2 separate regions of the Homo sapiens genome follow, and region 2 is linked to region 1. The links are chromatin loops, found by intact Hi-C in ENCODE. Cell type or tissue: PC-3. All regions are shown on one strand.

Region 1 (8,000 bases):
GAATTGGCAAAAAATTACAAATATTAACTACACAATAGGTCAATAGGTAAAATTTAATCAAAATTTACACCTTTTCAAGATTTATTCTAGTCTATACAACTATTTACAACTTTTCAAGATTTATTCTAGTCTATAAATTTTATTCTGTAAGTATGGAAATATCTGACATTCCTATGATTAAGGCCTGTCTGAGCCACTGGATTCTGCAGAGAAATTTAGGGTTCTTTTCTATAAAATATCATAGCACATTCTCTGTAACTAATTCATTACTATTAGCCAACTACGAACTGCCTCCATTGTTATAAATTTTTGGAAATCGTGATGAATAAAGGAATGGAATTGATTTATAGACAAAGAAAATGTATAGATCATTAAGTACTGAAGCAAATGAATTTTGTCTTCAAGACTGGGCTTACATGCGGGAAATCGCAGTAATGTTAATCTAAGAAGAAATATCACCTCCTTATCCTCAGAAATATAGACTAGTTTAATACTAACAGAGGGTCAAATTTAATTAACAGCAAACACCACAGTAAAATTTTCAGAATTTTACTTTTTTCTTTTATTGTTTTTCATTTTCCAACAATAACAGTACAATACAATTCTGCTAACAGAATCTAGAACAGAAGTCAGTCCCCTGTATTTTAACCTACGTGATGGAGGAGCAAAATGAGTAAGAAAATAAGAAAATTTTACTTTTTCTCTTAGACTTATTATTGACCAAAATAATCATACAAAATGACCAAGACTAAGTCTACTTGAATTTTTAAGCTTTCTCTCAGAGTTAATTTTAGTTAAAATGATTTTTGAGGTTCCAAATGGGGACTTTTTCCCTCTTGTTTACTTGATTTTTGTTTTGTTTTCTTAAAATTTATTTTCCCTTTGCACATTCCACTTATGCCAGGTTTGGGAGGGGAAAAGCTTTGATAATTCTGCAAGATGGTTGATTGCTGTGTTTTGGTTGATTAGGATGAGGTTCCAATAAAGCATCAAAACGTATTGGCGTGCCTCTCAGTTAAACCTTCAAATCCTTGGAGGTATTTCTCATCACTAAAACAACAGACCATAAAGTTTGCTTTATGCAAGTAGATTTATTCCTTTATTTGTACTCACACACAACCATAAAGGTTTATCTTCTGATCAGAGAAAGAAGATAAACAAAGCGACAAAGGTCTTCACAAAAGTAACAGAGCCAAATGAACAAGTTCTTTGTTCTTTCCAGGTTAACAAGAAATAGGAAGAAGGCAAAAAGTAGAACTAGAACAGAATTCAGGCTCCATGCTTTTTTATGTTACTTTGATTCATGTTAAGCAAACTTCAGTGTGTGTTTAAAATCTTGGGGATTTATATTATTAACCAAACAAGAATTTTTACAATCAGGGAACATTTGTCTGGCTTCCCCCTCGCCTCCTCCCTCCCCACCCATCCCCCCAACCAGCACACACAATTTTTGTAGAATATTTTGTTGGCTATAATTAAACTATGTGTGTTAATTAGGATTAGATTTTAAATGCACTGCTTGGGAAGTTGAAAAATACAGGATCTGAATGAGCCCAAATTGAGATGACACTTGAATTTTCGCAGATGTTTCCATAATCCTAATTTCAAATTGATTGTACTTCCTGAACAGTGAGAAGCCATTTTCAGTTATTTATTCAGACGTGTGCACTAGTTTTCCCTCTGTCAGTGGGTAAAAAATATCTAGTACTTTCGTTAACTCCTTCAAATAAACTGATTTTTTGAGGCAGGTTTTATTGGGAAGGGTGCCAAATTAGTCCCACCTGCTCCCAGGGTCACCCGAGAGCCCATATATAGGCCCAAGAAAAAATCTGGACACCAGCAATTTCTCTTTTGCCTCCCACTCATGATGGGTTCAGCTGGCCTTTGACTATCATTGCTCAACAGCCCAGGGAAAAAGCAAAGAGAGGGTAAAAGAACTTCCCAAATTGTTGGCCAGCAACAGCCCATAACACGTGGCACTTGATTCAGCTGCAAAGATGTGCAGCATGCTATGCTACGTAAGCCCAGGATTTGGACCCCACAGCAGAGCCACCTGTAAAACCCATTCCCAAATAAATGGCCCGTAAAAAAGATAAGCCCCCGCCAAATATGAGCGTGTCAGTACCAAGCAGCATTTCAGCTAATGCTGGAAGTCCAACACCAGACTTTGTGCCTGAAAAAAAGGGTGGTCTTCTCTTATGTGTATGTAGGTTTGTTGCAATTTCTCTCTACGTTTTATTTTATGCTCAACCCAGAATCCAGAGAGTCTTCAGAAATTCTGTCTTGGAAGCAACCCCATTCCCCTGACAAGTCTCCTATTTGATTGTAATTCCTTGCAGCTTTCCTGTTAGGCGGGGGCCTCTGCTGAATTAGCGGCATCGTGCCTTCTTCCACCTGTAACGATTTCCCACTCAACTGTAAGACAATGGCCATGATTGATCTAATGAGGGACTGGAAAAGCCAGCTGATTGCTATAAATAGTTGAAAGCAAAAACTTGTGCTTGGCTTCCCAAAGAATTTCTCATCAACTCTTGTACCCTAACCTAAATAGGTAAGCAGCCGCATGGAGAATTAGGTGAAACATTTAAGCTTTTTCTTGGTGGGAGTTCGTATAGAGGGCAAAGCAGAATTCAGGGAGCAAGAGATAATTGATGGAATATTCATGTCTTAAAGTAACAATCACACGTAATTCTACATGTCCCATGAAGGCAGAATTCCCTTTTTTAACAGAAAGCAGTTTGGATATTTTACGGCTGTTTTTAAAAATATTTGAAGTTCAGTGGAAATAGCTTTTGTGCATTCATTTGTCAAAGAAAATCGCAAGCTACAATGGTACATAAAAGCAATTCACATAATGTCACAGAAAATCATACAATTTTTTTCCTCATTGCATCTTTTAGCATATAATTCATACAATATAAACATATAATTCATAATTTATATGTTTCTTAACCCTGGCTGCACATTAGAATCACCTGATGATGACCAAACTCCTGATCAATTACATCAAAGTATCTGGGCTTAGAATTCAGGAATCAAGAGTTTTAAGCTCCACAGGTGATTCCAATGGGCAGTCAAGATTGAGAATCAGTTATTGTATTAGGAGGTCTCCAATAATAAGACGGAGAATTCTTTCTCCAGTCCTATATGCGGAAGGAAAAGACGCAAGTAAAATGGTCCCTGACTCCCTTGCCCGGTGATTTATCTGAGGATTAACATTTCATCTCAGGTATGCCTGCACTTGCTCCCGATCTCACCCAGAGCCTCCTCCTCTGGGAATCATAGCGACCTCTTGGATTTTGCAGCGTAGTTAAGTAACTTGCTAGGGCCACCTGCTGTAAAGCGGAAAAACTAGATATCAAATCAAACCAGTGTTGGCTCCAGTTCATGATTTTTACCATTACAAAGGCAAAGATTAAATACTGTGTACCCATGAGCCAAACCCAGCCCAAGACTTGTTTTGTTTGGCTCGCACAGAAGTATAAAAATATTTAAATTTGCGTGTCCATATGCTGGGTGTGGGATCTCCAGTTTACCTAAATGCCAATCATTCCCTGTTGTCTTGACATTGAGCACATTTCAATCATTTACATTAATAATAGCTTGGCTTCTGTAGACATTTGAATTCACATCCCTGTGCTAAGGCAAGAAAGCCCCTTATAAGTATGGGGAAGTCACAAAAGTGTAAATTCTGTCACATATTTATATCCATTACACATTAATAAAGACTAAAATTGACCCTGCCTACTCATCTGATGGTAACACTTCTCCTATGAGGAAAGTTAAGAAGGAAAGTTCAGATCTAAGGGTGGGAGAAACAATTATATGTGAAGATGTGAGTTCCTAAACACAAGTTATTTTTTACACTTTTATCTTATTTTATAATTTCAACTTTTATTTTAGATTCAGGTGGTACATATGCAAGTTTGTTACATGGTTATATTGTATGATGCTGAGGTTGGGGGTACAACTGGTTCCTGTTATCCAGGTAGTGAGCATAGTACCCAATAGGAAATTTTTTCAGCCCTTGACCCCTTCCCTCATTCCCCACTCTATTAGTTCCTTGTGTCTATTGTTATTATCTCCATGCATGTGCAGTGTTTGGCTCCCACTTATAAGTGAGAACATGCAGTATTTTCTTTCCTGATCCTGCATTAATTCACTTGGGATAATGCAAAGGACATGGTTTCATTCTTTATGGCTGCATAATATTCCATGTATATATGTACTACTTTCTCTTTATCCGATTCACCATTGACGGGCACCTAGGTTGATTCCATGTCTTTGCTGTTATCAATAGTGCTGCAATGAGCATATGAGTGCAGGTGTCTTTTGTAGAATTATTAATTTTCTTGTGGATATATCTCCAGTAATGGCATTGATGGGTTGAATGATAGTTCTAAGTTCTTTGAGAAATCTCCAAATGATAGTTCTAAGTTCTTTGAGAAATCTCCAAATTGCTTTCCATGGTGGCTGAACTAATTTACATTCCCACCAGCAGTGTATAAGCATTCTCTTTTCTCTGCAGCCTCACCAGCATCTGGTTTTGGGTTTTGGGGTTTTTTTGTTTTGTTTTTTGTTTTGTAATAGCCATTCTGACTGGAGTGAGATGATTTCTTATTGTGGTTTGATTTGCATTTCTTTGATTAGTGATGCTGAGCATTTTTTCACATGTTTATTAGTTGCTTGTATGTCTTCTTTTGAGAAGTGTCTGTTCATGTCTTTTTCCCACTTTTTCATGGAGTTGCTTGGTTTTTGCTTGTTAAAATATTTAAGTTCCTTATAGATTCTGGATATTAGGGCTTTGTCAGATGCATAGTTTGCAAATATTTTCTCCCATTCTGTAGAACGGAAGAAGGACGAGTCATTCCCACATTCTTGTCTGTTTATTCTGCTGATAGTTTCTTTTGTTGTGCAGAAGCTCTTTAGTTTAATTAGATTCCACTTGTCAATTTTTCTTTTTATTGCAATTGCTTTTGAGGACTTAGTCATAAATTATTTCCCAAAGCTGATGTCCAGAATTGTGTTTCTAGGTTTTCTCATAAGACTTTTATAGGTTTTTCTGGTTTTGTTTTTTGTTTGTTTTTGATTTTGCTTTTGTTTTTGTTTGAGACAGCTTCTCCCTGTGTCGCCCAGGCTAGAGTGTAGTGGCATAATCATTGTTCACTGCAGCCTCTACCTTCCAGGCTCCAGTCATCCTCCCACCTCAGACTCCCAAGTAGCTGGGGCTACAGGCACATGCCACCACACTAGGCTGTTTTTTGTTTGTTTGTTTGTTTGGTAGAGACAGGATTTCACTGTGTTACCCAGGCTAGTCTCAAACTTCTGGGCTCAAGTGATCCTCCTGCTTCAGCCTCCCAGAGTGCTGGGATTACAGCATGAGCCACTGCACCCCACTGTATTCTTATAGTTTGAGGTCTTATATTTAAATCTTTAATTCATTTTGAGTTAATTTTTGTATATGGTGAAAGGTAGGAATTCAGTTTCATCCTTCTGCATATGGTTAGCCAGCTATCCCGGGATCATTTATTGAATAGGGTGTACTTTCTCCATTTCTTATTTTTCTCTACTTTGTCAAAGATCAGATGGCTAGAGGTGTACAGCCTCATTTCTAGATTCTCTATTCCACTGAACACAATTTATAACAAGCATATTCATTTGAAACTGATGCTTTTTACTAATTTCATTCATTCACTCATTTATTCATTCATTCATTTAGTACTTACCTGCTAGATAGAAGGCACTTTAAAGACAAGAGAGAATTCCAAAGGATAAAAATTAACCTGTGAGTTCCATTAAGTGCCAAGCATTTTGGTAGGCTTTTTGTAGACTTTTTTTTCAGTTAATACTTAAGACATTCAACAACCTACCTACAAGTATGAATATTTTACTAATACAGTAAACTGTGAGTAAAAGGAGTATAAGGGACATTCTCATTCATTCGTTTAATAAATATGAATGAGCAACCACCACATGCCAAGTGCTTTTCTAGTGTTGATGACCCAGGAGTTTAAACAAGAGTGACAAGTTACCCACCCTCCATCAGCGATGTGTTGGAGCCATTTTGCTGATTATTGAAATTTCAGAAATTTTGCAAGCCTGTTGCGAAATCACTGGCAACTTGAAATTTGTCATGTCAAGAGTATTTACGTCATGGAAATCAGCAGAAAGTATAAATTAGGGCTTTGTTTTTTGTTGTTGTTGTTGTTTTGGAGAGTCAATTTACAGCACACCACTATTTGTATGTGTACTGATAATTTGTCTAAGTTAACTTATGAAGTCTTAGAATTCTAATTCATGTCTGTCTGTCTCTGAAACCAGAGTCATGTCTACTCTGTCACTGAATAAGAAAGTCTTTACCCTCAAGAAGTCTATAATATAGGCAGAGAGAAATACATCAACACATAAGAGGATGGATTCTAATATAGAGACCTGGATTTAATTCCACCTGCTACTCGCCATCCATATGACCTTGAGGATGTAACTTAACATCTCTTTGCCTCAGTTCCGCCTCTGTAAAGTGGAAGGATAATAAGACTTACCTTATTGGATTGTTGTGAAGATAATTAATCAATACTATGTAACAGTTTTAAAACGGTATCTGGCACTTAGTAATGACTATGTACGTGTTAGTTATTATTATTAAAAAGAATAAGCAAAGAAAATGAATGTGTGTGTCTACAAACGTCTGTACCATAGAGTAGATATTTTGAGTGTATATATTAGACAATTATGCCTCTGATTCCCTTCCATTTTGCCGAATTGTATAAATGCTCTTGCAATTGTTCCAAGGTTGTAGGAACCAACTGATTTAACAGTAACTATTTTCATCATAGTGGAAGAAGAAAATTGCTGGAGATTCATTTGAATTCAAAAGAAGATTATTCAGTCTATATCACTATATCCAATCATAGGCTCACCAAAATTCTCAAAGATTTAAAGTAATAGAGAAGCTTGCGCCCTCACTGTGTCTACTGGACTGCCTATACAAATCAGTGCACAGCCAAGTTATATTCCATTTTTCTGTGATTCTTTAAAAGCAGGTAGCTTGAGTGTTTAAAAATGTTTAAAAGCATGTAATCAAGATTAGTTGGGTTTTTTTCCTTTTTTGGTTATTTGTATTGATTGATTACACCAGCACCTTTTTTAAAGGTGTTAAATTCCCAGTGAAATATATAAGCATTGTTATTTGAAGCTACTCATCTGATGGGAACAATTCTGATATAATGAAAGTTAAGAAGGGGAGAGAGGATCCAAGGATAGGAGAGACATTTAATCATCTATCAAGAGGTGTGTCCCTGAACACAACTTATAACAAGAATGATTATGCTTCAAAGAAAATTAAACAAGAAATGAACTTTTACTTTAAAAATTAGATACAGTTATTGTCAGTTAGTAAGAATAACTAAGATTTGAGCAATCTATCTAGAAGTGGCCATGCAATTTGTAAGCTGAAGGTTGAAAGTTTCCTGATTGTTTATTAAAGTTATTCAAAGATCTACAAAGAACAGTAAAAATGGAAATTTGGACTGTTCCAGAATTTAAGTCCATAAAGGGCAAGTGTGTCATATTTAGTGTTGCTTATTTTGTCAGATATCAGATTAAGCAGTCATTAGTTCAATCAAATTACTTAATACTATTACTTCATGTAAAATGTTCCATAACTTTTCTGTACATATCAAAGTGTATAATTTATACCAAAATCATTACTTGCCAATTGCCAATATTTGGGGAGCTTAGTAGGAAATGCCGTCTAGTCTAGCCAGCTAGAATGAAATTTCTTTTCTTCCTTCTGTAGGGATTCCTCTTCCTCAGCCACTGTCATAAACTTTGTCAAACTTTTAGACTAAATAGATATACAATATATACTAATGGTCTGGAATAAATTACTCTGAATGTTGTAATATTCAAATGCCCAACTGCTCTGAAACTTACTGCCTAGACACATAATGATAAGTTTCAACATAATGTTGAAAAGATGAAAGAAAAGTTAGCAAAAT
Region 2 (8,000 bases), 82 kb after region 1:
TTTGAGGGTCATTTTCTGCCCAAAGGAGACCCCTCATGTGTAACAGTGGGACCACAAACCGTTCTTTTTGAGCACTTTGGGAGCCCCACACTGCAGATGAATGAGCCATGCCTGTAGAACAGAATATTGGTGTGCTAAATTCTTTCTGGATGTATTTTCTTTTGTTATTCCTGAGTTTTCAGGTAAGTTTGTTTACATGTTCCCACTGTGCTGAGAGATCTTCAAGAAGAGCCTAAGTCTACATCTGAATTAAGAGTACTGAGAGATAAGTCCACCACATCTGAACTAGAAGTTAGAGAAGAGAAGGAACAGGGGCTTCTGTGTGGCATATGGTTACTGGGAAGTCTCCCAAAGGAAATAAATATGCATCTTGGGAATGGAGAGAAGTTTACAGGCACAACCGCCTCTCTCCCATTTGGAGATTCTTTGCATCAGCCAATTTTAGAGAATTGGGTCTTATTTCATTAAAGATATCACTAGATGCCGTTAGATGGTCAATAAAGATAAGGTCAGAAAATGGATCTTTGAAATTGGTACCATGAAGGTTGTTGATGGTCTTACAAAAGCAGTTTTTGTGAATTGGCAGGCGTAGATGCCATTCTAGAACTTGTTGAAGAGTGAATTCAGTAAAAATGTAAAGGTAGTTTTTGCAAGCCACTCTTGGGAAGCCAGGCTATGAAAAGGTGGGGACCATGGGGTAATAGCAGGAGTTCCAGAGTCAAGGAAGTGTGGAGATGGGAGATAATAAAGCATCTTTGTGTTATGGGAAAGATAATTTAGGAAGATAAAGATTGACGATGAAGTGGGGAGAGAGAATGAGCAACTGAGCAAAGACTTTAAGAAAGTCAAAAGTGATAAGGGTTGAGATCTGGAGTATGTGTGCAAGTACCCGCATTTGGAAGGGGAAGGGATATTTCCTTCATTTTAATAGTAAGAAAGAAAGAGATAAGTACCATTGCAGACAGCTTTGGATCACCAATTTTGGTGATGAAGAAAGTAACAAAGTCTCCATCTTATAGTTTCTATGTTCGTGATGACACTAAGTTATTAGCTAAAATGAGAAGGAAAGAAATGAGAGTAAAACAAATTTTAAAATACTGATTAATTTTTTTAATGTAGAATTATGGAGTCATGTTCAGATGCCATTTGAGGTCTGATGTTTTGGTTTATTCCTCAGCTATGAGGAACAAGCTATATCTGCTCCCTTCTTCATGAGCAGATATGGAAAGGGCAAGAAAAGTCAAACCAAGATTAGAATTTTACAAAGTTTATACAGCAGAAGGAGACAGGGCAAGAGCATTTGAATATTTGGAAGGGAGAAATTAAGTTAATGTATCACCAAATCTAAGCTAGAAAGGAAGGAAAGTGATAAGATACATGAGTTGAAGGATTATGAGTAAGAAACAGGATCAATGGATTTACTGCCATGAAGTAGGAAGCACCAGAATTATGGGAAGTTGTGGTTGGAGAGAAGAATATATGCATTTGAGATTTTGGAGTGGGTGGAGATGGAAAGGTCACTGCAAAGAGAAGTGAAGAAGCTGACAAGCCAAGTTCCCAAGAATGATGACAGGAAATAAAGATACTGAGGCCAAGCCAGGCGTGGTGGCTCATGCCTGTAATCCCGGCACTTTGGGAGGCCCAGGCAGGTGGATCATCTGACGTCAGGAGTTCGAGACGAGCCCAGCCAACATGGTGAAACCCCACCTCTACTAAAAATACAAAAATTAGCTAGGCATGGTGGCGTGCACCTGTAATCCCGGCTACTTAGAAGGCTGAGGCAGGAGAATTGCTTGAACCCGGGAGGCAGAGGTTGCAGTGAGCTGAGATCGTGCCACTGCAATCCAGCCTGGGTGACAGATTGAGACTCCATCTCAAAACTGAGACTCCACCTCAAAAAAAAAAAAAATGCTGAGGCCAAAAGTTAGTGAAAGATGGAAAGTGCCTAGGAAAAGCTCTGTAAATGATCACCATGGGAAAAAGATGACGATCTATCTAGAAGGATTGAGCCTCAAAGATGCAGTGTAGGAGGAAGAAGGGAAACTTTGATTTAAAGACAGCATAGTGTAGAGGGGGACACGATGTCTCCTCCCGGTTGTGAAGGGTAGAATGCGCTAAGAAGAAGAGAGAGCAAGAGGGTTGCCGAGTAATAAGGTCCTCAGAGGACATCCAGGTTTTAGTCCAAGTGGTTATGTTAACATTTTATTGGAGAATATGAAGGTGTAGTGCTATTTATCTCCCAAAAGAAAGGTCAAGATTTGAAAATGAGGGAAGTGGAAGGCTGTGCCAAAGTTGTGCAGGGATAAGAGTTCAAAGAATCGAGAATGAGAAAAGAACAAGTAGAATTGTGAGGTATTATGGAATTATTCCTAGGTACTGCATTTTCTATAAACACAGCCACAATCATGTCTATTATTGAGTATCCACAATGTATGGGGCATGTATTATATATGCATTATCTCATTTAAACTTCACAACAAACTGTGAGGAAAGTTGCTTCATTGTCCATTTCACAAAGGATGAAATTCAGATTTAGAGAGACCATGTAACTTGCCCCAAAATATACAGATTTTAAATGACAGAGCTTAACCACTATTTTATATTGCCCATCACTTAGTAACAGATGTATTCCTGAATGAGTTGATCACAATCTGAATTTTTGTAAACCATGCCAGAGTTGCGATTCACAACATTTCTGGGAATACTACTGTGAATCCTTTGTTAATGCAAAAATAACTGCCCCAAATGGACACCTCCTCAGTAATCTGTTTGCCCAATCTCAATATTCTTGAAGCATGATTAACTTTTATTGAAAGGTATGGTTACATAGTATTCTAGGTCAGAGATGATTAAAGCTTTTTACGGACAATAAGTTTTCTCTCTAACTAAAAAAAAAAAAAAAAAAAAAAAAAAAGAACTCAATAAGGTCAGTGGCAAAAGCAAGAACCAAGGTATTATGACACTACTCACTATAATACGTTGCAATGCCTTACTCATTAGCAGAGTTTTATTTTTCATGGGATGTATTTCAAATGAGGATATGCTATAAGTAGAAAACAATACATACGGGTTCATTAGTCTTGCTCTTTTAAAGATAAATGCTGTATGTGGGATAAATGCTGTGAGCAAGAAATTATAAGCAGGTTCCCATATGCTAGATATCTATTTCCACAGCTCCTATCATCATGGTTTCTGGGCACTTTGACAGATAGATGAGGCTAATTCAGGCAACGCAGTACATTCAGAGAGTAGGTGAAAATCCTCTTTCTCTTTTGCTCCCTGCCTCAAAAAAACAATAATTAATTGGAAAGCTAAAAGAATGAAAGGTTTCCTAGAATAGAAAACTAACAGAAAAGCCATGGAGAAGAAGCAAGTTTTAATCTTTTGGTTACAAGTAATAATGTTGACTGTATTACCCTTTGATCAAGGTGTTTGGGAATCTACCCTAAGTAAATAATCCTCAATGTGGAAAACATTGTATGCTAATCATCACAGCATTAGATAGGGGAAAAGTACAAGTGCAAACAAGAAAGAAAAGTGTTCAAAAATAGGAGATAATTGTGAATAATTTATGTTATGTATTCCCTGAATATTGTGTACAGTTAAAATCACGTAGTAAAAACTGTGCACAAACCATAAGAATTTAATTCTTTGGAAAAATCCTTAAAATATAATGTTAATTTAAGAAAGTAGACTACAATATTATATAAACAATGTGATTAAAACTGTAAAAAGAAAAATACAAAGCATAGAGAAAAAATTGGGTTTGAGTGTTGATATAGGAGTAATTTTTTTATTATTTTAATTTTCCTGTATTTTTTAAATTTCCTTTAAGAAAAATTTCTTATTTTTAAAAATAAATAATAATGTAGGAATTTGGAGATTTAAGAGCTTGAAATTCTACCAATAATCACATTTTTAAAATCCATTCATATGGATTTTTAATAAGTATCCCATTACTGGCAAACCCTGCAGTATTTTTAATAACATTTAATCACATTTTCCCAGTTTTTACATATGTTAAAGTGCATTAAAATGTGGACAGTTTGATGAATTTCAACAATTGTACACACCCATGTAACCACACCACAGTCGAGATAGAGGACATGTCCATCATTCCCAACAGTTTCTTTATGCACCTTCCCAGTCAAATCTTCCCCCACTTCTTGAACAGGAAACAACTGATCTGTTTTCTATTACTATGATTATTCACTGTTCATGTTCTAGAATTTTATGTAAGTGGAATTGTACAGTTTGTATTCTTTTCTCTCTGGCCCCATTCACTCGGCATCATGTTTTGAGGTCAATCCACCTTGTTGCATGTATCAGTAGTTTGTTCCTTTGTACTGCTGTGTATGCATATGCCACATTGTGTGTATGTACAACATATGTTGATCTATTCACTTGTTAATGGTCATTTAGGTTGTTTTCATTTGGAAAGATGTTTTGGACATTTGTGTTCAAATCTTTCTACGGATATATGTTTTCATTTCCTTTTTTAAAATTTTATTTTTCCGTAAGTTATTGGGGTACAGGTGGTATTTGGCTACCTAAGTTCTTTAGTGGTGATTTGTGAGATCCTGGTGCACCCATTACCCAAGCAGTATACACTGCACCATATATGTTGTATTTTATCCCTCGCCCCCCGCCACCCACTCTTTCCTCCAAGTCCTCAAAGTCCATTGTATCGTTCTTATGCCTTTGCATCCTCTTGGGTCCTACCAGGACCCAAGAGGTATGCCTTGCATCCTACCAGGGGAATTCCTATGCTGTATGGTAAGTGCATGTTTAACTTAAGGTTTAAATTAAAAAAAACTTCCATGTAGTTTTTTTAAGTGGTTTTAACCATAAAGCTTACAAGTGAAAATCTTTTCAACTTTAGAATAGGCGAAAATTTTTTAGAGGGGATGCAAAAAGCACAAGCCATAAAAGAAAAAAATATATATATAGGACATCATCAAAGTTAAAAATTTCTGTCCTTCTAAAGACAGCACTAAGGAAACAAAAAGACAAGCAGCAGACTGGGAGAAAATATTTACAATACATATATGTGAAAAAGAATTTGCATTTGAATACATAAATAACTTTTACGAGTCAATGATAAGAACTCAAACACCCAATGAAAACATAGGCAAAAGACTTGAACAGATATTTCTTCAAAGAAGATAAACATATGGCAAAAAAAGCATCTGAATAAATGCTCAATATCATTAGTCATCAGGGAAATGCAAATTAGAACGATGATGAAATGCCACTACACTTCTACTAAAATGTCTACAATTATAAAGATTGATAATACCAAATGCTGGTGAGTATATGGAGCAACTGGAACTCTCAGACAGTGTGTATTTTTAGTGGAATGATTCATCTCACATAGGTATCTTAAACAAGTGAAGAATTACTCCTTTAAGTCAGGGCCTGAGATTTAATTAATGTTCATATTTATTCTTTTTCTCATTATACCTTCAGATTTTGCTAATTTCCATGGCTGAATTATTGTATATAACCTAGCTAAATATCAAATGGTCTCTACATCAGGAAAGAAACAATTGTTATTGACCTGGTAAGTTATTTTAAGATATCATCTCTATAACTACCAATTCATACATTCAATACCTCATTCTATCTTTGTTCTATTTTAATTTTCATAAATCATTTTGGAGGCCATACTGTATCTCCTTCTTACCGTGTAAATCTTGTAATGCCTTTGGCCAAAAGTAATAAAATTCAAATCAAACACAATTACAATTCATGAGTTATCTTTCAGTTTATACATCAATTCCAAAAGCTGACTCAATTTATAGACTCAATTAGAATGTCAACTGTGCCAGGTTGTGGGGTTTGAACTGTGACATTGGGAAAATTCAAATATGGTTTTATTTACTCTAGAACTTTAATTTCCTGTAATCCTCTCACAATCTATAAGACAGAACAATGATCTCTTTGAAGTGAAAACAGAGAATCACTCCTGAATTTTATTTCCCTACAAGTCTTATTTGCTCTATTTTTATGTTATTGTGATTTTCCAAACCTAAAATAATGATTTAAAGTACAACTGAGAGGAAAACAATTTAATATGTATTTTTTATATTCCAGAATAATTAAATTCCCACAATATTTTAATGATTTGGGAGATAATTAAACATAACATGTGATATCTAAGTTTAGATATCACATGCATTCTGTGGTTTCCTAAATTTTCTGTGGATTTTGCTCTATATCAACTTACTGTCTCATTTTCAGTACCAATATTGATGGGCTCCACTTCATTGTTCAATCCTTCCCAAATGTATTTAAAATGTAGTCCCACATAGATTAAATCACATGTCAGAATTGTTCATGGTACACCCTGTACATTCCTAAAGAAAGATATTTAATTAATTAAGAAAAAATAGTAGCATTCTGTAGGAAAAGCAAAAAATGCAAGATCAAAACTCCAGCTAAACTCTTTAAGCCATTATGAGTGACCTCTAAACCACAAACAATGTTAAATTCTTGGGAAAACTTTGCTTAACTGGCACTCACAATGCATATTAACTCAGAAGCACAACCCTGCCAAAAATATAAACCACTCAGTGTTTATAAATGTGAAAAGAAAATTAGCACATGAGCAAAAGGAAAAACACATCTTTGGTGTCAACCTTTCTGTGAACTTCTCTATTGTGATTACAGTTGTGTTTGCTGGGTTTTGCAGAGGTGTGATGGACAGGGGGATATGTATACCTGGAGGGAATTGTGCAGCTGTCAATAGTTGCCGACTGGAACTATGGCAGGTATAATTGTGTTCATTGTTTGTATTTCCTGATTCACAGAGCCCCTTAAAGTCACTGCAAAGGGAGCAATTCTTACAGACGTTCCCAACCCTGTCAGCCTATGAGACTCACTAGAGTGTTTTCAAAAATATTCCAATGCCTGATTCTTTCTACAGGTTAATGAAATAAGAACCTCTGAGCATGGAGCCTGGATATCAGTATTTTCTAATAACAGCTGGTGATTCTGATGCATAGTTAGGTCTTTAAAAAGCTGTATTAAAGCAAACGTTAGTAGCTGTTTCCAGCCCAGGCTTCTAAGATGATAGAGAAAGTAGGGACAGGGTTGAAGGGCCCAAAGCTATTTCCAATTTATCAGAAAGTCCAAGAGAATTATACATGCAACCTACAATATCCAGGTTTTGTGTTGGTTGGTTGGATGGATGGTTGATCTGTAATTATATTGGATCACTATTGTGTCTTGAAAGACAGTTGATGAACATAAAATGAAGAAATGAATTATTACATAAGAAAATATTTTTAGTACAATAGTTTTAACCATTGACTCCATTTTGGATAAAACTAAAAAGAGGATCTCTGAGAGATAGCTGTGGCTTTTGCCTATATAACATCCATTCTCCTTCTTTTGAAAACAACACCTCAATTTTGTAATGGGGAAATATCCCTTCCCCAATGTCAGTCTGAGTCTAATTGAACGTACCATCTGATTCTGAGATGAACATGTGACTCAGACCTGGATAATGCCAATATTACAACCCTTTGGCCAGAATAATGATTCAAACCCATGAAGATGAATCTGAGTCAAGCCATGAGAGTGACCAAAAGTCAGCCGTGATACTTTCTAGAGTAGTAAGAAGGAAACCTGAGCCACAAATGAGAGAAAAGTCTGTGTTACTAAAAATGCAATGAGAAGAAAAGCAGAGACTAGCAGAGAAGACAATGAAACTGGTCTTGTGCTCATGGACTTGTTAGTTATGTAACTGGGTAAATTTAATTTTGTTACATTTGTTCATTCATTCATTTATTTGAGGAAAGCAAATTTGAATCGAAATTCTGTTATCAGAAACCAAACAAGTTCTAATACATATAAGATCTTGTATTAGTGAAATTATCAGAACCATTAGGACATCTAGAGATACTTTACTATTCTATTTTTCTTTATTTGCTTGTTTGTTCAGACAAACTAAAGCTTTAATTTCAGAACTAGAACCTCAAGCAATTTTCTAGTCA

What was found. A loop is a pair of places that touch in the nucleus more often than their neighbours do. Peaks named below come from ENCODE experiments on the same cell type or tissue, not always from the same donor. Only the 100,000 strongest peaks of a DNase experiment are listed, where the experiment ranks them.
Region 2: a loop joins it to region 1, with 3 times the contacts of the local background. A loop is called at or near these places in 2 of 110 quality-filtered maps.

Annotation. Positions count from the first base shown.
Region 1 is chr3:18,628,580-18,636,579 of GRCh38, reverse strand. No RefSeq gene overlaps it. Among named protein-coding and RNA genes, the nearest start is that of SATB1-AS1, 190 kb to the right of the region's middle. In PC-3, a CTCF peak has its summit at 3,312 (motif pointing left); no DNase peak of the experiment used is centred here; H3K27ac peaks cover 2,169 bases.
Region 2 is chr3:18,546,423-18,554,422 of GRCh38, reverse strand. No RefSeq gene overlaps it. Among named protein-coding and RNA genes, the nearest start is that of SATB1-AS1, 110 kb to the right of the region's middle. In PC-3, no CTCF peak of the experiment used is centred here; no DNase peak of the experiment used is centred here; H3K27ac peaks cover 1,177 bases.